Regions from separate parts of the Mus musculus genome. Here regions 2, 3, 4 and 5 are each linked to region 1. Evidence: chromatin loops called from intact Hi-C (ENCODE). Cell type or tissue: heart. All regions are shown on one strand. Region 1 holds the start of Oxr1 (oxidation resistance 1). Region 2 overlaps Oxr1 (oxidation resistance 1). Region 3 has its middle 8.8 kb from the start of Gm41312. Region 4 overlaps Oxr1 (oxidation resistance 1). Region 5 overlaps Oxr1 (oxidation resistance 1).

Region 1 (5,000 bases):
GTCCTTAGTGCACACAGATGGCCCCGGTTTCCAGCCCCTGCTTCAGCTTCATTTCCTACTCCAACAGTGCAGCTTTAAAAGCTGCCCACCAACAAACCATGCTCAGCTAGACAGAGCTTGAGAAGACGTGGTCGTGGTGACACCCACCTCTTCATTGCCATTTCTCAACCTGGAACCTGCAGATTCTTCTTGATTCATGTAGCTGGTGGGTAAAATCTCTGCTAGTCAAATGGACATTTTATTTTGCAACATAATTTCCGATGCTTATTGAACTAATCTGGTCTTTCCCTTCGTAAGTCATTGATTTGCATGCCTGGAACTGAGAGGAAGCCCCCCCACCCCCCTTCAAAACACAGGTAAGTAATGGTCACTGTTCCCAACCTACTCACTGCCTCTCCCAGTCCATTTGAAGCTACCTGCTTACGGAATCCACAGATGTTATGATCATCATGTCCTTTGAGAAGGCCCCATGATTCCAGAGCCCCTGTGACATCAGGGACTTCTCAGATTCCTTCCCTGAGTAGAAAGATGGGAACAACCCTGCCTGAGATGCATCCTCTAAGCACAGAAATCAGGGGAGACAAACAGCATCAGGTTTCAAATAAAAGGTAACCAGAGGGAGGCTATGGAAACCCATCACTGGGCCAGAAAGAATGTAACCAGCAAAAGGAGGCAGAAGACATACTGGAAGCGGAAGCACGTTTCCCTTAATCCTGTCCTGGACCACGTCCAGAGTCCTGATCTCCCAGTCGTGGAGACAGACTGCACAGCTCGGAGGACCCCTGGCCTGCACCACGCACCTGCAAAGCGCATGCATGTACACCCCCTGCTGCGTGTTGCACGCTGCAGACTTCTACCTTACTAACCAGCCCAAAACACAAATTCCCCCTCCCCATAGGAGACTAGGGATCCCCTTGGCCTAGAACACACACCACTCCCCCTCTGTGTAACGCACAAACCCAGCCCCACATTGCTTAAAAGGAACCCGGATACACAATCCGGTAAGCGAAAGCACTGGTGGCTCCCCTTAAGTGACTACCTTCCTCCCTGCTTCATCTCTGTCCAGGATCCTAGGAGCCTCCAAACCAGATAGGAGATGGAAGAGGAACCTCAGAGAAGTACCTCTAAACCTCTACCATGGGACTTGACTCACGGAAGCCTCCAACCCTATGCACAGGTTTGCAACTCCCCTTCCTCCCTATCCTAGGCATGAATCTACCCCACTCCCTGCTCACATTCCCCCATATCCCTCATCACCTTTCCAGCCCTCCCTTCCAGGCCACTTTCTAAACCCGCTGGTTCTCACAACGTGTTGCCTCACACACTCCCTCCGGAGGCTTGAATTAAATCTGCCTCTTTCCATCATATCTACCTAAGCTTGTTCTGATTCCCCGAATTAACCAAGTTCACCCGCCCATCAGGCGCCCACTGACCCTTCCACTGGCGTCCTTTACTCTCCTACAAATCCGCTTTTCACACGCCCCACTTTCCATCTATCTCCCCTTCTGTCATCCTGGTTCAGGACACACCGCCCTTCTATTTTGCTCTCTGACCCTCTGTCAGTCCTAGGGACACCACTTTCCCTTTTTGGCTGTTCCCAGGCAGGTCCCTGCTCTCCAAACCTTCCCTTCCCCATCGGGCACTAGCCGGCTCCTGGCCTGCCGGGTCCGCTCCCTCATCCGCGGTCCTTCTTCCTTCCAGAGTGACCCACACCTGAACCCTGAGCCAGTCCTACCCTCCGGGGTCTGCTCATTATAGCTTTTGCTAGAGCATCCTTGTAAGCAGGAGCTCTCTACCTGCCCAGCGGTTGGGAGAAGCGCGGGACTCCGGAGGCAGAAGGCTGCCCGCTCTCCGGGTGTCCAGGCGCTCTTCCCGCTCGCCATCCCCAGCTCCCCCAGCGCCTAGCCCTCGCCCCGGCGGCGCCCAGCAGCCGCACAAACTTACTTGCGGGTCGGCGGGAGGGGGCTGCGGCGAGCGGTGCGAGCCCCGTAGCGGCGAGTGCGCCCCTCTCGGTGGGGCCGGGCGGCGCTGGCACTGCGCTCCCGCGGCCGCGCGCGGACTGCGCTCAGCCTGACGCAGCCCAGCTCTGCCCCCACCGCCGTCGCCGCCGCCGGGGCCGCGGAGCGCTTGCAGACTTGCTCAGTTTCCGGACCTGCCCGCGTGGAAGCTACCAAGAGCCATCCGCGGCGGGGGAGGCGGCGCCGAGCTGCAGAGCGACGGCCACGAGCTGGAGGCGACCACGCCGGCGGCTCCGGGAAAAGGGGGGGCGAAGCCCTGCTAAAAATAGCTCCTGCGGAAGGAAGCTACCGGCTGCCAGCGCACCCCCTTTCCGCGCGTCCCCGCAGCGAACTCTCGGGCTCCGGGAGCTGGCGTCCTCCTGGACCCCTGCCCTGGGAAACCGTGCCCCAAGAACAGACACCTGCCAGGGTAGCCAGAGCAGAGTCCCAACTCCAGGCTGCGGGGTATGGCACCCCTTCCCGTCCCCGGTCCCCAGAGCTGCCCAGCAGCCCTAGCCTCAGGGCCTTAGACAGAGACATCGAGAAGATACTGGTCTGAAATTATGGGAAAGCTCCTCTGCTACTGACTTACCAAGAGGAAGAAAAAAGTTTTCAGGGTTATTCTGGTGGAATTGGAACGAGAAATCAAGGAAGGCGGGCAAAATACAAAGATCTGGCCAAAGGGTGAAGGTATGGGGCTGTGGGTTGAAAGGGGCTCTGGAAAGATCTCCTTAAATACAAGAGTAGGCTGGGCTTCTCCCCGACTTCTATTTCCGCAGGATTTTACATAATTAGTTGACACTCAGCCTGACCTTGGAGGCACTGTTCCTGTTGCCTGAACTGTAATTTACTTTCCCTGCCTGCTGCCTTCTACTTCCACCGCTCCCACCTTTCCAACTCTGCCTGGGAAATTATGAGAGAGGAGTAGGGGTAGGGGCCAAAGTACAACTAGGTAGACTGGACCTCGGCCCTTTCTTGAAGGAAGTCGGTCCCTTTGCCAAGATGAGACTGCATCAATCCGACCAGCAAATCAGCCCAAAGGCCTCTCAAAACCTGGTAGTGAGTGGGTTCTCACTATTAATCTCCAGGATACCCCACCTCAATTGCTGACAACTAGTGTTATCTCTTCTCTCCTTTGAAAGTGAAACGTCCATCAGTCTGTAAAACGAAAGCCAAGAGGAAAGGGGAGGAGGAAATATTTATACTGAAAAGGAAAAGAAATGAATTTGAGAAAAGCATAGTGATGTACATGCATTTCGTAATGAAACCCATTATTTTTTACCCTGAAAAAATCAATAAAGATTTCAATTATAAGAATGAGATGTTCACATATTTCCTGGGTCAAGTTATAGTTTTAGCTTTTTCTCTGGAAGTCACCAAATTAGATTCATCAGTTAAGAATTCATTGCTTTTATTTGACAGAAGAGGACGTTGAAGCCTGGAGACAACTGTTGCCTGAAATAATACCTAATTGAACCCAAAATCTGCCGGATGAGAAATTACCCAAGTTTAAATATAACCTATTATTTCCTGAAATCCATAGCTGTAGTTAGAGTAAGAAATCAGGAAACTAGGCGCAGTTTTCAGTGCAGCTAATGAATTTGGTAATCTTGTTTTCTCTACTTGTAAGAAGGAAATCCAGAGCCTAGATTTTGCGTTCTCTTGAAAGTGACTATTTTATCCCAGTTCATTTATGTCTTTTGAGGTTATGCATGGACTAGAACTGAGCTTCACCAAGAGCTCACAGTACATGCTCAATAAAAATGCATTCACTTGCCATTATTGAGACTTAGGAAAGCTTGGCTTGCCAACAGAAGGCACACGGTTGTACTTTTTAACAGCGCTATAACAGTGTATGTCTCTGCTCAAGACATACTCCTAAATCAGATCCTTCAATTTGCAATCACAGTCTAGTTTTATGTTTAACTTTCTTTCCTCTGAAGCTATCTCTTAAGCTTATCTATCCTTTCCTGTCCTAAGTAACATGGGATGAGAGATGAATGCTGTGCACACGGGTGCCATCACACTATTACTTCCTGCCAGTCACACTTGAGGTGGTGTGATCTTGACATTTCTTTGACACTGCACACACACTCTCTGTAGGGGGACATGCCTTCACTTTAAAGTCTGTTTCGGTTCCTACATAAAACCTATGGTTCAAAATGTACTGCGTTCAAGACTTTGAATGCCAAGTGAAAGCAACTCACTAGCATAGATACATTGAGAAAATTATACATTGGTTCACAGAGGTGGGACCTCCTGCCCGACACGGGACCATAGAGCAGTATTCCCCTGTTCTAAGCACTGTTTCCTGTGCTGGTGTTAATATTCCTTCCCTACGAGCAGAATGCACTCCCATCCATGCATCAGGGACAAAGTTGACAATCTTATTTTCTTTGTCAAAACAGATCAAGACTTACTCTCATGAGGCTTAAAATACAAACCCAATTGGCTGTCTAGACCCACACAGATGAATCTATCTTCCCTAGAGAAAGATTCTCAAAAGGAAAATATCTAGTAGCTGAAGGTACCCATGAAACTTACGAAACAGTGTGCATTGCCTTCCTGAAGAGTCTTGCCTCCCCTGCAGTCAAAGAGAGAGAGAGACAGAGACAGAGAAACAGAGAGAGAGAGACAGGGAGACACAGTCAGACAGAGACAGAGAGACAGAGACACACAAAGAGAGTGACAGAGACAGAGACTATTGGCATATTCGGTCTGAGTTATCAAAATGAGCAAAAGGATACCACTTTGAAGAGGTTTTTTTCTTCCTTTTCCCAGGTGAGAATACTTTGATTTGCCTCCCTAAAGGCAACAGTTAGTCCCCTCTTTGTAGCCTTTTCATCTTTATTTCAGGCCTGGGTTGCTTCCAAAGTGGAGTCACTCTCATTAAAGCTGTCTAATGAGCCATAGGCTGCTGAGACCTCCATTCCAGTCTATCTCTATAGGAAAGGACAGGTTCCCTATTACTAAAGCTTTGGGGTGTTGTTATTGCTGTTATTT
Region 2 (5,000 bases), 170 kb before region 1:
TGCCCTATGTCCCCTTAGTTTTCTCTCCTTGGAGTGGACATTGACTTCTGTCTTATATGTATACATAAGATGCATAATTAACACATAGGTACTTGCACATTAACTTTTTAAAAATGTTTTTATTAGGTATTTTCTTCATTTACATTTCATATGCTATCCCAAAAGTCCCCCATACCCCCCCCCACTCCCCTACCCACCCACTCCCACTTTTTGGCCCTGGCATTCCCCTGTACTGGGGCATATAAAGTTTGCAAGTTCAATGGGCCTCTTTTTCCAGTGATGGCCGACTAGGCCATCTTTTGATACATATGCAGCTAGAGTCAAGAGCTCCGGGGTACTGGTTAGTTCATAATATTGTTCCACCTATAGGGTTGCAGATCCCTTTAGCTCCTTGGGTACTCTCTCTAGCTCCTCCATTGGGGACCCTGTGATCCATCCAATAGCTGACTGTGAGCATCCACTTCTGTGTTTGCTAGGCCCCGGCATTGTCTCACAAGAGAGAGCTCTATCTGGGTCCTTTCAGCAAAATCTGGCTAGTGTGTGCAATGGTGTCAGCGTTTGGAAGCTGATTATGGGGTGGATCCCTGGATATGGCAGTCTCTAGATGGTCCATCCTTTCATCACAGCTCCAAACTTTGTCTCTGTAACTCCTTCCTTGGGTGTTTTGTTCCCAATTCTAAGAAGGGGCAAAGTGTCCACACTTTGGTCTTCGTTCTTGAGTTTCATGCATATTAACTTATTGTACTATTTGTATATAATAAATACATAATGTAAAATATGTTACACTGTTATAAGTATTTACACTAAATATCTGAGACAGTTCTTTCTTTACCTTCATGGTTTTATTTTATCTGCCAGTCATTTTTTTAGAGAGTGCATACTTTCCTTTCTGAGCAAAGGGAAGAATTCTGTCTTTCTTCAATTCTTTTTCTTAAATGATCACATTAAGAACAGTAATAATTTAGAAATTCATGCTTTTGTAACGTTTTATAAAATTAATTTGGTTTTATAAAATGATAATATTTATAGAAAATTTTCATCCATCAATAGTCCTGATTTTGCACAGGTATGAGAAAGAGGTAATCGCAACATTTATATTCTGCCTCCAAACTCAGCAGTCATCATTATTAATGTTGTTCTTGAAACCAGGGCTGTGTTTAGATGGGAATGTCTTAGAATGACAGGTATTAGCAAATGAGAAATGGATCTCTGTGTCGCACTAGAATTCATGGATTGTTTGTTCTTCACCAATATCCCCAGACAAACGGTAAGAGAAAATAATGTATTAGAAGTGTTGTTTCTTGCTTGTGGAAACTGGCCATGGCAGCCTTTGAAGGCATAGGCAATTTCAGCAGGATAATGAAAGTCTGCAGATATTTCCGGGCATGAAAGAGCTTCTCCATGGCTTGGGCCATTCTCATTGTCAAAGCACTGATGAAATGAAATGGTGTTGAAAGTAACTTCAGGGTGAATAGTAAGGAGTACACTGGAAACTATACTACTAGGGCCATGTCTGCTCATCAACCGTGGCTCTGCATACATAGTCCTTTGCTTACATAACACAGGCACCAAACGGGAAACTCTTTAAAAGGATAGCTACATAGTGAATTATTGTGCGTACAAGTCAGCTAATAGTCAATAATCTATGCTTTTTTAAAGAGAATGGGACAGGTGCTGGAGGGATGACTCAGCAGTTAAGAGCACTGGCGTTCTTCCCGAGGACATGAATTCAATTCCCAGAAACCACATGGAACCTCATAACTTTCTGTAACTCCAGTTCCAGGAGATCCAACATCCTCACAGAGACATACATGCCATCAAAATACCAAGGCACATAAAATAAAAGTAAACCAAATACGTAAAAGAAAACAGAACACCTGTGAATGAATCTTGCCCAGTTGCAGCTTCTTCATGACAGCTGTTGAAAGCTTGCCGTAATGATGTATTTTTGACAGACTTTGTGATAAAATGATAATAAAATGCCACATATCACAAGCAATATATTTATTACATTAGTGAGGGGAGAAATAAAAAAATGAGAAACTGATACAGTAGTAAAAACCTGGTATGCACAAGTGAGGCAAAGTCATAGCATAAACATTAAGAAAATAAGAACCATAAGACTGATATGCCTATGTTTTTTCAAAAATCAGGATCATCTTCCCCCTAGGGAAAGATGCTACATAGGAAGCAGAAGATATTTCACCTATTTAGGCAAACATAGGAGGAGAGAAGATGGTTCTTCGATAAGTTTCTGGAAGCAAGGAAGAAGGAAGTAATTATTTTGCTTAGCAGTGGGCCCCATTGCTGGGCACAGACTCTGCTATGGTGCAAGCACTTAGTAAATTAATAGATAACTTGATCTTAAGTGAGCATACTCTAGCTTACCAAGTGGGATATGAATAAAATATCAGTTGAAGTTGTTTCAACATTTTGCCAGTTAGGATGTCTGAGGCACTTAATGGTCTATTTGATACTATGAAGCTGCAGTTTATAGGGTACATGTACATTCATGCATACGTGAAGATCAATGTCTATTTATTTGTAGGATGTTGGAGCCTTTTTTTTTACCTCTCATTCCTCCGCAGATTGAGTCTCTAGAAAGTCGTATTAGTGTCTGGGCAGAGAGATTAATGAGGCTCAGAGCTGCCTAACATATTGTGGCATTGTTTATTATATGGATTTTCTAAAAGCTAAAAACTTACATAGATAAAATCATAATACAGAGAAAACTTAGCTCATCATCGGTGATAGCTGCTCTTCTCTTTCTTTCAAATGACATTCAGAGTACTAAACAATTTGTGACACAACTCTTTTATCAGAGAGTAACACTAGACAATGGTGCTATATATATATATATATATGTAAGCAAATTCTGTTGTTGCATTTCTTAGCTTCTTTGTTCACTGCATAAAAATTCAATGCCTCTTTAGTAAGTACTGCTTCTGCTGAGTAAACTAGAACAAGCCAAAAATCCTTAATGAAAAGCTGTTCAGGAAACAGCTGCACTACGTTATGGTCTCATGACTCAACAGATCGATGTAAGTCGTCAGAGGAAGTAGGTGGGGAGAAAAGGCCGAGGTCTGTGTTCTATTTCCAGCTCTAGCCCCAGCCTCTGGGTGACCTGTGATGAGTCACAGCTGTCTTTCTGAGTGCTTGCAGTGACTCAGGCTTGCTTTAAGAAGTTTCCTGTTCAGTTCCATGTTATAGATCACTTCCTCTCAAAGGCTTTAACAGTACAAAATGATCCTTTTCATTCTTGGTCTGTTATGCAAAATAACTGGCAGCTCCTTCTGTGAAGTGAAATGACATTTCATTTATATCACCTAGTAGCAATGCAGAAGCTAGGGAGCAGTCAACAAAGTCTTGAATTATTGGACTCAGCAGCACTTCCTCCCTTCCCACACAGAACTGGAATGTTAAATTTTTCATGGATTACCTGGAAGCCACACTCTGAAGTCAAAGTGTAGCACATTTTATCCCACTGTGCCAGGCAGCTGCATCAGAGGAGACCAGACAGAGTTTTTGATAGCACTCTCCAGAGAATCCCCTCCTGTCAGTGTCTCCCTGAGAATCACCTTATCACATACGCATAAATAGACGGAGTTATTGTTAACTTGGGGCATCTAGATACACTTGACTCTAAAACTTAAAAAAGAAAAAAGCCTGAACCTCCATTTAATTTGCCGGGTTATTTTTATTAGCAGAAAACTTTTGAACTAAGACTTCAAACTTGTTTTATGAAGCCTTCCTTGTAATTACTCTATTTAACTTGTGATCTCTGGATTTACTTAAAACTTTTAAACACTAAATTAATTATTGTTACATAACCCACTGATGGAAGGCACACCAATATTGGCTTTGGTGTTGTTAGATAAAACATAGGTTTTATCCAATGTAGAACTCTGAGATTCTAATTAAACCAAAAGGAGAAGACCTTGCCAGGCATAGCTTGAGCAAGGGTACCAGTCACACACAAGTATGCATCAGGAGACCTCCCAGGGTAACTCAGGAATAGGGCCTTTTCACCCCATATGGTTCCATAGCCAATCGGAGGAAGACATTATATCAAACTACAGTCAGTCATGTTTACTGAATAATCTTTAATTCAGAACAAGCAAGTTCTCAGAGCAAAGCACTGCCACAGGGTAGAACGTCTTCCTGCATTGTGTGAGAAGAGTGGTTAGGGGGGTGAAGAGAGAGTGACATAAAGAGAATGCTTCATAATACAGAAGGGTGATTATAGCTGACAACAATTAATTATACACTACAAAATAGCTAGTACAGGGCATGGTGAATGTTCCTAACAGAAGAAAATTGAGCTAATACATATTCCAATTGCTCAGATTTGATCATTACATGTATGTATTGAATTATCATACATATCATATTCCATAAATATGTACAGTTGCTGTGTATCAATTAAAAAATAACAATGCTTCACCAAGGAAGTATTCAAAATATAAGAGCACAGAATTGAAAATAAATTAGCCTCAGTGTACAAAAATTTCATAGTTTAGGGCAAAACTGTACATTTTTGAATGGTGAGGAGAAGATAGCAGAAGAAAAAAGATGGAGATCCATTAATAACATGGTATATTCATATGCTCATGTGCTAAGGTCTGTTGTTGGCTTTTAGATGTTTTCTCTCGCTCCTTCCTTCACCCTCCTTCCCTATATATCTGTCTGTCACCTATCATCTACTTATCTATGATCTATCTATCTATCTATCTATTATCTACCTATGATTTATTTATCTCTCATCTATCTATCCCTCCTCTCTCCCTCCATGTATGTGTCATCATCATCTATCTATATCTTTTCTTTCATTGCAATGCCTGTAAAATCAGCCTGTTGCTGCACAGTTGGAAGCTTTGATACTGGCTCCAATTCTACATGCACATCAAAATTCCTAAAATACGAGACAGTGGCTTGCAAGAAAATAATTTTTTAGAAGTGCTTTTTTGTGTGTGTGTGAAGCAGGTAACTATTTTATGAAA
Region 3 (5,000 bases), 120 kb after region 1:
TGTATGTAATTGAAACTGGTAAGACTTTTATATGCTGCTCACCCATTTGGGAACCTCAGTGACAACTGACTTTACTGGTTGCTGATCAACATGCAGTTGAGCTGGAAGTACTTCAGGATTTCAAACTGGAATCATATAATTTGTATTGATTTGCCTTCAGCCTTCATGTGACTTACTAAAAATGTCAATCTAAAACAAATCTTAGTGGATTGAATTACTAGTTCAGCTCTTCCTCTAAATGACAAGACATGAATATATTAGCTACTAAGGCTTCCTCCTGGATATATTTTTAAATTTTAAATTAAAGACATCAAACAGCTAAAATAATTTTTGTGAGTTATTATAACAAACTCCAATAAATTTGGCCTATGATTCTGACTACCAGACCCTGAAATTAATGTTTTTTGTTTTTTGTTTTTTTTTGCTTCATGTTACCCAATCTCCTCTGACTCTAATTCACTTTCTTGTGCATTGGTGCCTATGTGTGTGCTTACATGTGTTTGGTTATATATAAAACCTTGTTTGTAAACATGTGTGCATACATGTGTGTACATATATGTATTTGTTTATATATAAAGCCTTGTATGTAAGCAGTGTATCTGCATGTGTGTGCACACATGTGCTTATGTGCAAAGCTGTCCTTTGCCTCTTTCTCCTGAAGATACTGTAATGACAGCCAGATCCTAGAACAATCCAGAATGACATCTTAGTCTGAAGATCTTACATCTATAAAGAGTTATATTGAAGATAAGATGGATGTTCACTTTTCGATATGTAAGGTAACATTCACAGCTTCTAGGGATTAGGAAAGGGATACATATGTGGGATATCAGCTTTTCTTTTTTCAGACTAGCACAGTGCTTGCCAGAAACTTAATATATGTAGAATTCTGTTTAGAATACATCATTTAAAAATGAGAATGACGCAATTTATGTAAATAGAGATATAAAAATAGGAGAAAATGATCTTAGAAAAAATGAGATTTTATCTTGTCATAAGTCTCCAGACATTGATTCTTATTGTGATTCAGAAATTGTGGAATACTTCTTTTCAGGAAAAGATTTTTTAAAAGTATAGATTTTTTTTTGAGGTAAAAACATAATGAAAACAGTAAGAATAAAAGTTGGTCCCAATACAGAGATACTGCAAAGAGGAATTTCAGGTGGTTGGAATGTAATTAAAATATGTTCATTCTTGATAATAGGAGAAACCATTCTTCTTCCATTTTTGGCTGGTTTTTCCTTCGAAAAACCATCAAGCTCCCAATAATTTACCCTGAGTGAACTTACTGACTCTGCTAGCATTTGATCTGTTTTGTCTGAAGCTAGTCATCACTAGTTTAATGTGCTTGATGTTTATGTTTCCCCACACCTTCCTAGCACATGCCTGCAGAGGCTTTGTCTGCAGTAGGGACAAGGGGGACACATATATAGTATCACAACACTGTTGTGTAAGTAAAAGATTCAGTGAAGGCCCCAGAGAGAAATTCTCAAATCTTGTGGATGAAAGCTAGGTGTGGTTATCATACCTGGAAGCCAGGCTAACTGCAGGCTGGAAGGCTAAGGCAGGAGAACTGTTACAAGTTCTAGGACAGCTTGGAGCACATAGTATCAGATTATCCTGGGATACAGTATAAGATCCTGTCTCAATAACACAGAAGTCCAAGGAAACAAACAAAACAAAAGAAACAGACAAAAAGTCCTATCACCATCATATAGGAAAGATCAGTGACCATACAACTATTCTTTTGTTCATTCACAGGTTACAGTTACAAGTGCTGTGATAGACAGCAGCCCTCTGGGATCTGTGGTGATGTCATGGGTTTTCTGCCTCGGTCCATCGATTTAATAACCATAAAATGATCTCACCTAATAATTCCCTTCTGTCTCAGATCTCTCTCTCTCTCTCTCTCTCTCTCTCTCTCTCTCTCTCTCTCTCTCTCTCTCTCTCTCTCTCTCCCTCTCCCTCCCTCTCCCTCTCCCTCTCCCTCTCCCCCTCCCCTCTCCCCTTCCCCCTTCCCCTCTTGTTTATTTTTGGTTTTGAAGAAAAGGTTTCTCTGTGTAGTGCTAGTTGTCCTGAAACTCGCTCTGTAGACCAGGCTGGTTTCAAACTCACAGGGATCCGACTGCCTTTGCCCAGTGAGTGCTGGGATTAAAGCTGTGTGTCTCCACCACCAGACCTAATCTCTATCTGGCCCTGTCTCCACCTTGCCCGGTCTCTGTGTTGTACATTTTGTCTTTCCTTTCATGTTATTTTCCTGTACTCACTTTAGTTACTTATTCATTTATTTACACAATCTTCTTTCTTAAAAGGGAAGCCGATTTAATGATCTGAGACCTGATTTAGTTTCTGAGTAAGGCATCTGTTACTTTAAAATTTTTCCTATTTTTTGATTTATCAAAAATCCACATATTTTAACATGGATTCTTTTTTTCATTTATCACCAAATACTTCACAGGTAAAACAGTTTGCATGTCTTAAAATGCTTTACAATCTTTGAAGACATGTTTAATAGTTCAGAATATATTCCATCTTCCTCTGGGCATTGTGAGTTTTGTAATGAATGTCTGTTCTGCTGTTGTTGGGTAGAATATTAATAATGTGACTGAGAAGTTGGCGAGATGGATCAGTGGGTACAGACACTTGTCACCAAGCCCAGTGATCCAAAATTCAGTCCCCAGAACCCATTTAGTAGGAAGGAACTAAATCCCACTAGTTGTCTTTTGATCTCCATACACCTTGGCACAAATATGAACACACATACCGTGTTTTTAGAGTCTACTAGGGGAACATGTTCAAAAAATTGCTAATTATTCATACAACTATATACGTTTTTATTTTTGTAAATTTAATTTCTGTTGTGTTTACAATGCAGCTGTTCTTTACAAGGTAGTGATGTACATCGCCCTCTGGTGGCCAAGATAGAACTTCGGTATCTCTAGAATTATCAAGCTGAAGTGAGCGCTTTCATTATCACCGTTTTTGAATATTTCCAGCATGAATCATTTCACTAAAATGTTATAAATAAACACTGAATTTGAAAATCATTTTTATCATTACAAGTTTAACTACATTTTTCTACTATTTTCTCAAGTCATGGCTGTATATAATTTCTGTGTTAAAACTGAAAACTAGCCAGGCGTGGTGGCACACACTTTTAATCCCAGCACTCGGGAGGCAGAGGTAGGCAGATTTCTGAGTTCGAGGCCAGCCTGGTCTACAAAGTGAGTTCCAGGACAGCCAGGGCTACACAGAGAAACCCTATCTCGAAAAACCAAACCAAACCAAAACTGAAAACTAGTGTCGATCACACATACAAGAAATTAACAATCATCTTTACTCTAGTCAGACTGTAATATGTACTTCGTTATTCTAAGTATCCCACCACTGGACACAAAGACTGACACCTACACCCCCCAGAGACAGGCCTGCAGCAGATTCTCTTCCAGCCTCAACGTGGCAAAGTTATATACACAAACTTTCTTGAAGGCACAGTTGAATGAAATTTCTCAGATTCAACTTTCTGGATCGAATTTAATCTTTCCTCTATGTGAATCGTCAAGAACTTATTTAAGTTCATTTTTGTGTAACTTAATATACTCAAAATTTCTAAGTGAGCTTTCATCATTAATATGAGGAATCCCAAAGTGCTTCTAGCCCATAGGAAGGCTCGGTTTAGAGGAACCCAGATAGTTCACATCATTGGACTTTCTGCCCTCTGCTGGGTTTGCTGGTGTGGAAGTTTACACTGCTTCCCAGAGAGAAGCAGAGATTCAAGTAAAGATGATTAAGTTGCAGCAAAGCTTTTTATATTCTGGCTCAATACCCACCATTGGTACTGGATACCCACCACTGGTACTGGTTACCCACCATTGGTACTAGATACCCATCTGGCACTGAATGAACCAACACTGACCACACAAGTCTAAAACCAGAAGCTGCCATCCACAGTATCAGAACCACACAAAAGACAATGGATACAATATCACACTTAGGTTTGCTCCTGAAGCAAATCTGGTTTGTACCTGGTTTGAATTGACTTTATTTATTATTTACTTATTGTTCTAGCACTTCTTGCAAATTTTGTCTTCATCTTGCAGGCAAGCATCTTCACTGAAAACTTGTTTCTGATGCCCTTAACTCTGTGTTGTGCATTTTAAACAGATGGGATTTCTTCCGGTTATTTTCGATGGAACTAGAAGAGACCAAAAGGAAGGGGAATGACTATTACACTGGATGTGTACGTCGTCGGTTCTTTTGATTCCCTCGGGTGCTTTAGAGAGTTCTAAATCCCTCTTCATGTCTATCTCTCTTCACGCTCTTGGATCATAGCAGTTTTTCCATGGTCCTGCTCACAGATCTGAGTGGCTCTCTCACACTCACCTCTTGGCATAATCAGCTTCAAATTCAAATATGCCATCTGGGCTCTATGGGGACATCACTCTCGTAAGATTGGCAGTAGTGACAATGTTCACCTAGCTTCCTGGCCCTGGTAACTATCAAGTTGAATTGATTCTTTCTTTAGTAACTATGTCATGTACTACTTGGGAAAGCACACCTGTTCCAGTGATTCAAGGTTCACGCATGTCTTCCATGCCGGGGAACCAGGTCAAGACAATTCTCTCAGAGCTCGTTGTGCAGTGTTCCTCCAGGTTCCACTGGTCACCTTTCTTTTCCATCACTTTTTTTAAACACAACGCTGACGGTAAGTGGAGAGAAATCTTCACGGAGCTGCCTAGGCCATCCCTTAATCATATCCACAGGTTCCTGCTCATCATCAGCATGACAGTCTGCCTAGGATTAAGTATGATCTCCTAAAATGCTGTGTGCGGGGAAGTGTCACAGCTCCCCGTGGAGACAAGCTAAATCATGAGCGGTTCATTTCCTCCTTTAATCTCTGAAAACAGCAAACAAAGAGGAGACTGCACAGAGGAGGCTGGTTCACACCCTTGGCCCAAGGATAGGATGCTGTAGCCAAAACACATCTCAGTTGTCTTGGG
Region 4 (5,000 bases), 210 kb before region 1:
GTCAACTGATTAAAGTCACTTTGAATGTCTGCTAATCTTGACATTCTACAGAGGCAAAGTGACATCTATACTCTTCTAGACAGACAACAGCTATATTTAGAAAAATAAAAACTGTAGACATTCTAGAATTTGTTAAATTCTCTCTGATATTTAATTTCACTATACTCCACCCAGCTGAACCCACAAGCTTTTGACTTTCTTTGGCTGCTGAGCAGGCGTGGCCCTGGTGGGGACAGAGAGACTTGGTTCCTGCCCCTAGGACAGAATCCCAGTGTGAGCCTCCAGCAGTATTGATGACTGTAGTGGCATAACACTTGTTTGTGTAACAATGTATATTATTTCACATTCCTCCGAGGAATGGTTTCTCTGTTAATGTTATTGACTCCTTGATAATCAGACAGCAGGAGTCCAGGAGGTGAAGGTGTGGCTATGTCTCAGCAAATGGCAAGCACTGGGACTTTCAGCCCTAAAGGTTATGGAGAAGAGCTCTAAATACATGAGTTTGAAAATATATAATTTCTCAACTATGCAAAAATAAGGACGCAATATGAATTATGAGAACTTCATGAATCTAAAGGAACAAAGGGAGTTGCATTAATGAGTCAACTTATCAGAAAGATACAAAGGCAAGCAGATACAAATATAGGCAGATTCCTGAGTTCAAGGTCAGCCTGGGACATGGCAAGGTTAGCCCCAGGTGTGGTACATATGGTAATTTCAGGATAGGGTCCCACCCAGCTAGTTTAGCGTCTTTGTGTAACTGAGGCAATCAGATCTCTAAATGATTTTGCTATCTTAAAAGAAAACTTATGCTTGCTGTTTCCTAAGAATCAAAGGGCTGGGGCCACCAGTATGTAGATTCATAGAATAATCAAAAGGGAGCCTGGAATAAAGAACTGAATTGATATGTAAATTTAAAAATGGCTTTTGGTCTTCATGGGATGAACTAGCAGAAAGTGGTAGCAGTTCTCTATAATTTTCGCTAGTGAGAGCTGAGCAGTCTGGAGATCTTTGGAGAGCAAAGCGGCTCTTGATGAGTTTTTTTCTTAACAGGATTTCTGACTTGGTCAGATGACTTAATAGTTCTTTTGTAGCAGTTTTTCTAACATTGGTCAGAAAAACATGAGCTATCCAGATATCTTGTAGAATTTTTACCTGAAGAGAGAGCTGCCTCAACCAGAGTTTTATGAGTAGCAAGAGAAGCTGTCTAGGGCAGAACAGAGCAGAATACACAGACACAGAGAGAGAGGGGGGGGGGAGGGGAGAGAGGGGAGGGGGGGGAGGGGAGAGAAGGGAGAGGGGAGAGAGGGGAGAAAGGGGAGAGGGGAGAGAGGAGAGAGGGGAGAGAGGGGAGAGGGGAGAGAGGGGAGAGGGGAGAGAGGGGAGAAAGGGGAGAGGGGAGAGAGGGGAGAGGGGAGAGAGGGGAGAGGGGAGAGGGGAGAGTGAGACATTCTTACCTAAAATGCAGTACTCATCTAGTGACTTATTTTTACTTTTTAAAGGTTCAAATGAAGATTGAGGCTTCATATAGACAGAGTAGCTAGCTTTCCCTCTACTTATTCTAAATAAGTGAAATTTTATTATACGAATTCAAAGACTGATTGTTCTATAAAAAGTGAGTTTGCATGCTATCAATTTTTGATATGATGCTACTTTTAATGAACACCTTCTATTAGGGTTAATTAAGGACAGCCATGTGTGCAAAGAAGGCATAATCTATTTCTTAAGGTTCTCTCAGTAGGAAATAGATGCTATACAGAAGTTTGTGAAAGATAACTGAGGTCAAAAATCAATTCCTAGAGAAGCTATTTACATCTCTCATTAACCTAAAGAGGCATTTCAAATTGTTCTAGCTTTTCTTAAAATAAAAATTCTTCCAGCTTGATTCAAATACAGTGAATTGTAGAGGGCCAGGGATCGACTTAGTTGTAGTACTGCACTGTACCACCAGAGGGATCCCTGGGATTTTCAGTTGTACAAATCCTGAATTGAGACACTGAAAGGTACCCTGCAAAGAAAGGGCATATTGGCTGGCTGGTCTACAGGTTGATGGGTACAGTTTCTTTCCATGAGATTATTTAGGACACTGTGTTACCTCTAGAAATGTCACTGTACTATGTCACCCATAGACTATCTCTGTTCAACCCCTATGAGGAATGGCTGTCCTCCTGTTCAATGACAGATCTGCCTCTTCAGGCCTAAAATGGGGAACGAATTTTGCCTGCAGAGCCTGTCATGTATGGTTCATGTTTACCTCTTCTGCATCTTTTAGACATGATTCCTCATCTGTATAGACAGAGTGTAACAGAATTGTTCTGAGGATTACCTGAGATAGGATAGAGGGACTTATTTTATTCTGGAATATGAAATTCCTAATTCATCCTGTGATGGCTATTCATGATTGTCATCCGCACTCCATCGTCAATTAGCTAAAAGCCAAGTGGCTAGGTACACCTGTGAGGGAGTTCTCTAGATTGGATCTTTAGAAATGTGAAGACCCACCCTAAATCCTGATTCTTTGAGAGAAGAAGTTCCACCTTAAATCTGGGCTACACCTTCCAGCCATGGCAGACTAGATAATGACCAAGGAAGAAAGAAACTTTTGCTATTTGCCTGCTTCCTCTGGCTCACACTGGAGAGTCCGTTCCTTCACCGGCATTAGAGTCCACTTTTGTGGGATTCTGGAGTATACTGAAGACCAACTGAGACACCCAGACTTGCAGACTGAACAATTACTGAAAACTTAGACTTTCTCTCAGTAGCTAGCCATTGTTGGACTGTGGTCCACTGTGGGAAGCCAACTCCAAGATGGTGCCGGTTTCCGGTTGCCTTTGTCATAAACAACACCACTGCGCAGGCGTCAATTCAAATTTGGTGCCAACCCTTCCCAAGTGGGTGCATGCAAATTGAGTGCCGGCTGACTGACCAATCAGAGGGGGCCACAGAGCCTTCTCCTGTGCTGGGGTGCATATAAGCAGGCCTCCCTGGGCGCCTGGGGTCCCATAGAAGTATCGAGGCAAGAATCCGACTGTGTCGTGTTGTTCTTGCTGGTCAAGAGCAGACGGGACAGTCCACCACAGTCTGTCAGTCATTCTAATAAATCCCCTTTTCTTTCTGCCCCATTGCAGAAGAGAACTGTAACACACATGGAGTTTTAAAATGCTGTTGTTTTTTTACTAACGGTACTTTTTAAATGAAGGGATACGGAAATAGATTTGTTTTATGAAATGAACTTTCAGTTACATAGTTGATATATTTTAGTTTTAAAAATAATGCTTTGAGAGTCAAATTAGAAGAGAGGTTACAGAGACAAATTAAAGCTGAGAATCCAAACAACTCTTTCAACACAGTAATTAAACATGTTTTTGAAACTGATAAGAAATCAAACCATTGCAAATTCATGAATTAAAAATTTGCCATGAGGCTGGGAAGATGGCTCAGGGGGTGAAGTGCTTTCAGCACAAGCATGAGAGTTTAGATCCCCATGAACTACACAAAAACTAGGTGTGGTAGGACATGCCTGTAACACTTGTACTTAGTCGGGTAGAGATAAGCCAGTCTTGGTGATATCCTGTTTCATAAAGTGAGATGGAGAACAATAAAAAAGACACTTGAAGTCAACCTCTGGATTTCCATGTACACACACAGGTAAGTCTACTCAACATATACATGGGCAAGCATATACACACAGGTATGTACAGCCAATACACACATGCACAAGCACATACACACACAAGTAAGTACAGCGAATATACATATGCACAAGTGCATGTACAACATAGACAAGTGCACCCAATACCCACATGCAGAAACGTGTGCATACACAGGTAACTACACCCTATAAATGTGTGCACAAGCATGCACACAGAGTAAATACAACAAGAAAATAACCCACAGCTTACTTCTCTGTCCTGAAATTTAACTTCTAGACTTCTATTTTTCTATAGTCTTGGGATTTTTATCCACTATGGTCCAAGCTTGTTAGTGTGTCAACCTTTTTGTCTTATTTAGATGGAATAAGGAGTTTATAAGACAAATTTTATTTTCTGAAGGCAAAACACTTACTCTTCCTGATCAGTTCATAAATCAGAAATGTATAGAAGGTTGCATATGTGACAAAAAGCAGGAGCAAAGGACCCTGGCAAAGAGGCAGTGACATACGCCTTATGGGATTTTCTGGTTGATTCATTTTTTTGAAATGTGCTAACATTAAATTTTGAAAGTGGAAATATGCACCTGTCTGCTCTACTGTCTTATATCAATCAAAAGTCTTTGATGATAGATACCCCTTAGAACACTATGTTTTCTACATGTTTATTATTTTTTTAAAGCCTGGAGAAAGTCATCGAGAACACGGAAAGCTATGAGAAGACCAAGGAAGGGGAAGCAATGGAAAGCAGTCTCAACCAGCAAATTCCGAAAGAGCACACAGCCTACGTGAGGCATTTCATCAAGTTTGAAGGAAGCAATGCCTCATAAGAAACCAGAACATGCCCCAGATTTTAGAACTAGAAACCTACTTTCCTGGTTATGATGTATAATATAAAATATTTAATGTATGTTTGAATATATAAATATGTAAGTATCTGAAATACCTGAGAAAAAATATTGTCATTTCAGGCAAACACTCCATATTGAGACTGTGGGATTTCAGGTGCCAGAAATATTCAACTTCCCCAATAGCATTTTGATTGTCTAAGCCCCAGCTTCCACTATTTGATCAAACATACCCAAATTTCTCCAAATTAAGAAGTATGCAGGACCAAGTAGCCATCTTCTTACTTCATATCCACAACTTCCTACCTGCCGTGTACCCACGTACAAAGCTTTTCATCTTAAATTTACCTGAAATGCTGCAAACTGTTACTTTTGAAGAATTGCTTATTCAAGGACCCACTGGAAAGGCAGGTATACAGAAGTTTTTAGCTCAATGGATTTAGTCCCGTTATATAACAGTCTCCAGCAAAGTTCAAAATTCCTGAGCACTCTTCTCTCTGGGG
Region 5 (5,000 bases), 340 kb before region 1:
ATCTCTTAACAGGAGGCATTAACAGGAGTCAAAGGACTCAAGAATTTTTAAAGGACAGGTATACAGAAATGTAAGCTGTAAAAAACCAACCAACCAACCAACCAACCAACCACAAACAAACCAAAAATCTATCTAGAAGGATGACAGAAGCTAAAGATGCAAGAACAACTGTATCTCAGCCCAAACCCAACTGCAAGGTCCAAAGAAGAAAATTCCTATTTTAAACAAGGACTGCTTAGAGATCTTAAAAGCGCAGTTATATACAAATGCACGTGTGCTGCCCCTTACAATCTGGACAATGTTAAGGAGCTACACCTACTCTGTGCACGCCAGCCAGGGGCTCTCCCGCCTCAGCTCTAGCCTTAGCAATGGCTCACTGGAAGTCTTCAGAACTCTGCCTCTTAACTTTAGACAGGCGATGTTTTTAACTGCTGCATGCTATTCCCAAGCTGTCTCGAGTATCTTTGTCACCAGATTTGCTCCCAATGGTAAAGACTCCAGAGCTGAGAACCTCTGAGATCATTTAATCCAACCACATTCATACACAAGGAAATTCAGGCCCAGAGGGATTTGGTAACTTTTCTAAGTTCTTTCACAAGTTAAAGCTAGGACGGGTCCACCCACTTACTGTGGTCACACCACCAAAAGACTTCTCAGGGCCTCTTTAAACTGTGAGCTCTGGGGCAGCACAAACGTTAGAATGGACAGGGAACTCATAAGCAGTTTCAACAGAAGAGGCGTTTGTATAGCTCCTGAAGTTGCAGATCTGAAGACAAATGTCAGATCTAGTGGTGTGCTCACTGTATTTTAAAAAATGAAAGCTCTGTATGTCTGTGCATATCTGTTAGACATCAATTATATCCCTCTCTAGCTGGGTAGTCCACATATTATGCAGTCACCCATTCAGAGACTGACCAAGAGCAACTGTCTTCAAGTAGGAAAATTAATTTCATTAATTATTTTTACTCAAACATCCTCAAGTATAATTCTTTATTCCTGGTCTCAACTTTAAAATTATTCTTAATCCAGCCAATAACTTTACAAATTTACCCCCTCTCCCCCCCTCCCCCTCCGCCACACACACACCCTTTTTGTTCTTTCTGATTTCAAGAACAGAAATCAGGAATTCTAATGAAAGAAGACAAAATGAGCAAAGTAAAGAAAGATATATTTAAAGGTACACGCTGAAACTAGATTTTAAAGGTCCAGTTTCTTCAAAGCATAAGTTACATGCCCACCCCCAGTGATGAATACTCATTACTTCAATGCTCCATAATAAACAGTGGTGCGGGATTATGGACAAATTTTTATGTATTTTGTGATTTTTCTCAACTTTTAAAATTGAACTGCTCAAGTTAACTAGCCACCTTTAAAGCACCCACAAACATATGAAGACAAGCTGCAAAAACTATATACACAAATGCCTGATTCCACAGAAAGCCAACAAAGCTGGAAAAGCTACCATACGCGTTAGACCAGAATGCTTACGCAGCACTTTACATTTCTCGGTAGGGATCGGTATCGTGCCATTACAGCTTTTGTTTTGTTTTTGTTTTTCGAGGCAGGGTTTCTCTGTAGCCCTGGCTGTCCTGGAACTCACTCTGTAGACCAGGCTGGCCTCGAACTCAGAAATCCGCCTGCCTCTGCCTCCCAAGTGCTGGGATGAAAGGCTTGCGCCACCACTGCCCGGCTAAACTTTTTTTAAAAAGAGTAGCCCAAGTTGCCGTGGTGGATGAGAAGGCACAGCGGTTCAATACAAATACGTGAGAAAAGTTTCCACGTTCGGCCACAAGCAAACACTCAGTGCAAAACTCACGTAGGTCCCCAGGGGAGGGAAGCGCTTCCGATTACAAAGTACCATTTGTTTTTGTTTTTAAAGTTAGGACACCAGCCCTAGCAGCTGGCTCGCACCAAGAAAAACGACTGACCAAAGCAAAGGCTGCGCACACACGGCGTTCTGGAAGTCCAACTCCATGGACGTCACAACTGGTTGGAGGAGGCAGAAGAGAGGGGAGGATCGCACGCTGAATCGGGACGAGTCGGTGGCGCCTGCCCGGGGCAGGAAGGGCCACCACGCAGCTGCAAGGCTCGGGGCCCCCGCACACCTGCGCGCCCGCACACCTGCCCGTGGCGCCGCCTCCCCAGTCCCGGTCCCCGTCCGCGCGCCGGGAGGCGAAGCCCCGCGGGGTCTAGGGGACTCACCCGGTCCCTCGGGACTGGCCGGCGAGGGCGGTCGGAGCTCCTCCGGCCCGCAGCCCGGGTCGCCAGGAGCCGGCTCCCTCAGGTAGTCCTCGAAGCGCACCTGCCGCGCTTCCCCGCCGCCGCCGAGCCCCCACAGGCGGCTGGCCGTGCCCCGCAGCAGCCGGCCGCTCTTGCCGGTGAACGTGGTCAGGTAGTCCATGCCGCCGCCCGTCGCCTCGGTTCTCTGGGCCGCGGCCGCCGCGCGACAGCGCCCGCCCAGCCTGCCGAGCCGGGGGCGGCGGCTCCGCGCCTCGAGGCGACCGGCGCGGGCCAGGCCTCCTCCTTCGGCCCGGGACGGACCATCGGCCGCCCTGTCGGGGGAGTCCGGACGCACAAAGTTTCCAAAAAGTTCTGCCAGTCGCTGCCGCACCCCACTCGGGGCAGAGCTTAACTTAGCAAAGCATGGCTCTTCTTCCTGAATGGACCCAAGGTTAGAATCGCCGGGACCTTTCTGTCTCCCGCGCCGTTTCGATCCGCCCTCCCCCACCGTCCCTCCGCGGTGGAGCAGGCCGGCTCCCCCCCTCCCGCCCTGCCCCGCCCCGTCCCGGACCCAGCCGGACTTTCTGGACCGCTGCGGAAGGGAGGACCCCCTAGCCTTCTCCCCTCTCCCCGGGGCGACGTGGGGCTAGCAGTCAGCTTAGACACACTGCTAGGCGTACCAGAAGTTCTAGAGCCCAGCAAAGTTTTTGCTAATGATGTGGGAAACTCCTGTGAGTGTGTGTGTGTGTGTGTGTGTGTGTGTGTGTCTGTCTGTCTGTCTGTCTGTCTGTGTCGGAGCTCCGCGGGCCCGCAGCGGATAAATCATATACAAACTTGCACCTTTAAAACAATCTTTAAGAGTGAAGTGATGGGTACTTTCAATGTTGAGACTGCAGTCGGAGTTTAAATATTGCAGTGTCCATGTGTAAGGTTCGCTGTGAGTTTATGAGCTAATGCTAAATTGTTTTTGCAGGAATCCAATCCAGTGAGGGCTCTGATGAACAGATCCACCTTTTAGGTGGAAAACAAGAGATTTGAGAAAGATCAGTGTGTTTTGACACATAGGCTTACTACTCGGTTTTGCTTCCTGGGAGAGCTGCTTATTCTTTTTATATCTGTTTATACTTTTGATAGTTTTCCTGCAAATTAAATGAGCCCTCTTTTTTTGAATCTCCAGTATCTTGAAGTAGTTGAGGAAAAGTTGTAAATTGCTTAGGACATTAAAAGGCTAAGAACTCTGAAGAATGGAGTCCAGAAAATGGGGGAACTTATTTGCCCAGTTACTGAAGTACTAACGATAATTCTTTCTGGGGCTGCTGCCCTCTGATCAATGTTTTAAATCTTTTGACCCAGCTTTTTCCCCATGCCTTCACCATTATCAGTTTAAATTCTCACTTGATTGAATAAACTTCAGGATCCTAACAGCAGCATCAACTTTATATCTGGTTAAAAATATAGACTGTGTGGGCAGTTTCCCCAGAATGCCTAATTTACAGTGCTTAGGACAAAGAGGCCAACAAAATTGCATTCTCAGCAAGCATCCGTATGTTCAGAAGTGTTGCTTGGTTTTAAATCTGCTCCAGCCTTCCTTCTGTATCTCTTAAGGACATATTGGTCAGGTGCTATAAGTACAGTGTTTGTGATACCCCAAGTCAGATGTTCAAACCCTAATCCCCACAGGAGGTTTTACTGAAGTCATTAAGTCATGGTCGAGGCCCTCTTGACCAGGATATAGCCCCCTGGTAGATACAGCCGCCATGAGCTCTGACCTACCTGCCACATGAGAATCCACAGCTAAGACAGTCTGTAACTAGAAGGGGGCATTGCCAACAAAATCTGGCCTTGTTTGTTTTGGACTTCTAGACTGTTATCCATAAACCAGCCAGGAATGTAACTCCTTTTAACATCCTAAGAACAGTGGTTAGTTTGTCTTGGTTATATCTGAGACTTACATTTCAGTAGAAGGCATTACTCAGCTCAGTACCTCCCTGAGTTCTCTGAGAGCATCAGCATGTGAGCCAGGGTTGGTAGGCACAGGCCTGCAGTCCTGGCTCTAATAGAACATAAGGTGACACTAAACGTCCAAAGCCAACCTGAGCATCCTACTAAGATGTCTCAAAATAAAGTTTAGAGAGAGAAGGATAGAGAGGGAGAGGGAGGGAGGGGAAGACAGAAAGAGAGGGTGCTTCAAAAATATGTTTAAAGAAAAACCTTGATAAACCGAAATTACTTTTCTAGAGTCTGTTTTCTCTTGTCTCACTAAATGTACTTGCTTTTGTGGTTAGCATAAGCAAATAGTGTTTGAGTTCTTAATACCCACGTTTGCAAACAGTATGAACCTGCATTCTTCTGCTTCAAGTACAATTTTACAAGGAGTTAGCCCCTCTCCCCCATTTCTGCATCTGTATCACAGAAGGCCAGAGCTTCTGGACAAACTGTATACCATACTGACTGTATACCATATGACTGAATGCTTTACAAATTTGATTTAAATTCAGATGAACCCTAATACTTCTATACAGTCAACCTTTTGTCCTGTGCACTACACATGTTATCTGAACTGTCATCATCCTGGTGAAGTACCAAACTTATCACCCAAATGTTACTTTATCTTCTACAGGACCCAGAGAATCATACATAGGCCATCAAATATGAATGCTCATTTTTCTTCAGTTTTTCTCCTTATCTTTCTATATGAGTTCCTTTCTATATTTTGACTCAGAAAGAGGTCCTTTCTCCTGTCCCTACCTTCCCCTAAACTCGACTTTTGATCTTGGTCT

Evidence for each region. Peaks named below come from ENCODE experiments on the same cell type or tissue, not always from the same donor. Only the 100,000 strongest peaks of a DNase experiment are listed, where the experiment ranks them.
Region 2: a loop joins it to region 1, with 2.2 times the contacts of the local background. A loop is called at or near these places in 5 of 42 quality-filtered maps.
Region 3: it touches region 1 in a loop (2.8-fold over the local background); 8 of 42 quality-filtered maps call a loop at or near these places.
Region 4: a loop joins it to region 1, with 6 times the contacts of the local background. A loop is called at or near these places in 12 of 42 quality-filtered maps.
Region 5: it touches region 1 in a loop (3-fold over the local background); 6 of 42 quality-filtered maps call a loop at or near these places.

Annotation. Positions count from the first base shown.
Region 1 is chr15:41,444,534-41,449,533 of GRCm38, reverse strand. Oxr1 (oxidation resistance 1) reads right to left here and starts at 2,052. Exons shown (of 17, transcript NM_001130166.1): 1 at 1,945-2,052. In heart, a CTCF peak has its summit at 2,004; DNase peaks (open chromatin) are centred at 913, 2,263 and 2,863; H3K4me3 peaks cover 2,501 bases; H3K27ac peaks cover 1,529 bases; H3K27me3 peaks cover 238 bases.
Region 2 is chr15:41,610,536-41,615,535 of GRCm38, reverse strand. All of the region lies in intron 2 of Oxr1 (oxidation resistance 1), which reads right to left. Among named protein-coding and RNA genes, the nearest start is that of Oxr1, 170 kb to the right of the region's middle. In heart, no CTCF peak of the experiment used is centred here; a DNase peak (open chromatin) is centred at 3,095; H3K27ac peaks cover 460 bases.
Region 3 is chr15:41,323,745-41,328,744 of GRCm38, reverse strand. No RefSeq gene overlaps it. Among named protein-coding and RNA genes, the nearest start is that of Gm41312, 8.8 kb to the right of the region's middle. In heart, a CTCF peak has its summit at 2,900 (motif pointing left); no DNase peak of the experiment used is centred here.
Region 4 is chr15:41,654,246-41,659,245 of GRCm38, reverse strand. All of the region lies in intron 3 of Oxr1 (oxidation resistance 1), which reads right to left. Among named protein-coding and RNA genes, the nearest start is that of Oxr1, 210 kb to the right of the region's middle. In heart, a CTCF peak has its summit at 1,937 (motif pointing right); no DNase peak of the experiment used is centred here.
Region 5 is chr15:41,786,435-41,791,434 of GRCm38, reverse strand. All of the region lies in intron 3 of Oxr1 (oxidation resistance 1), which reads right to left. Among named protein-coding and RNA genes, the nearest start is that of Abra, 81 kb to the left of the region's middle. In heart, no CTCF peak of the experiment used is centred here; DNase peaks (open chromatin) are centred at 1,894, 2,384 and 2,794; H3K4me3 peaks cover 2,416 bases; H3K27ac peaks cover 1,612 bases.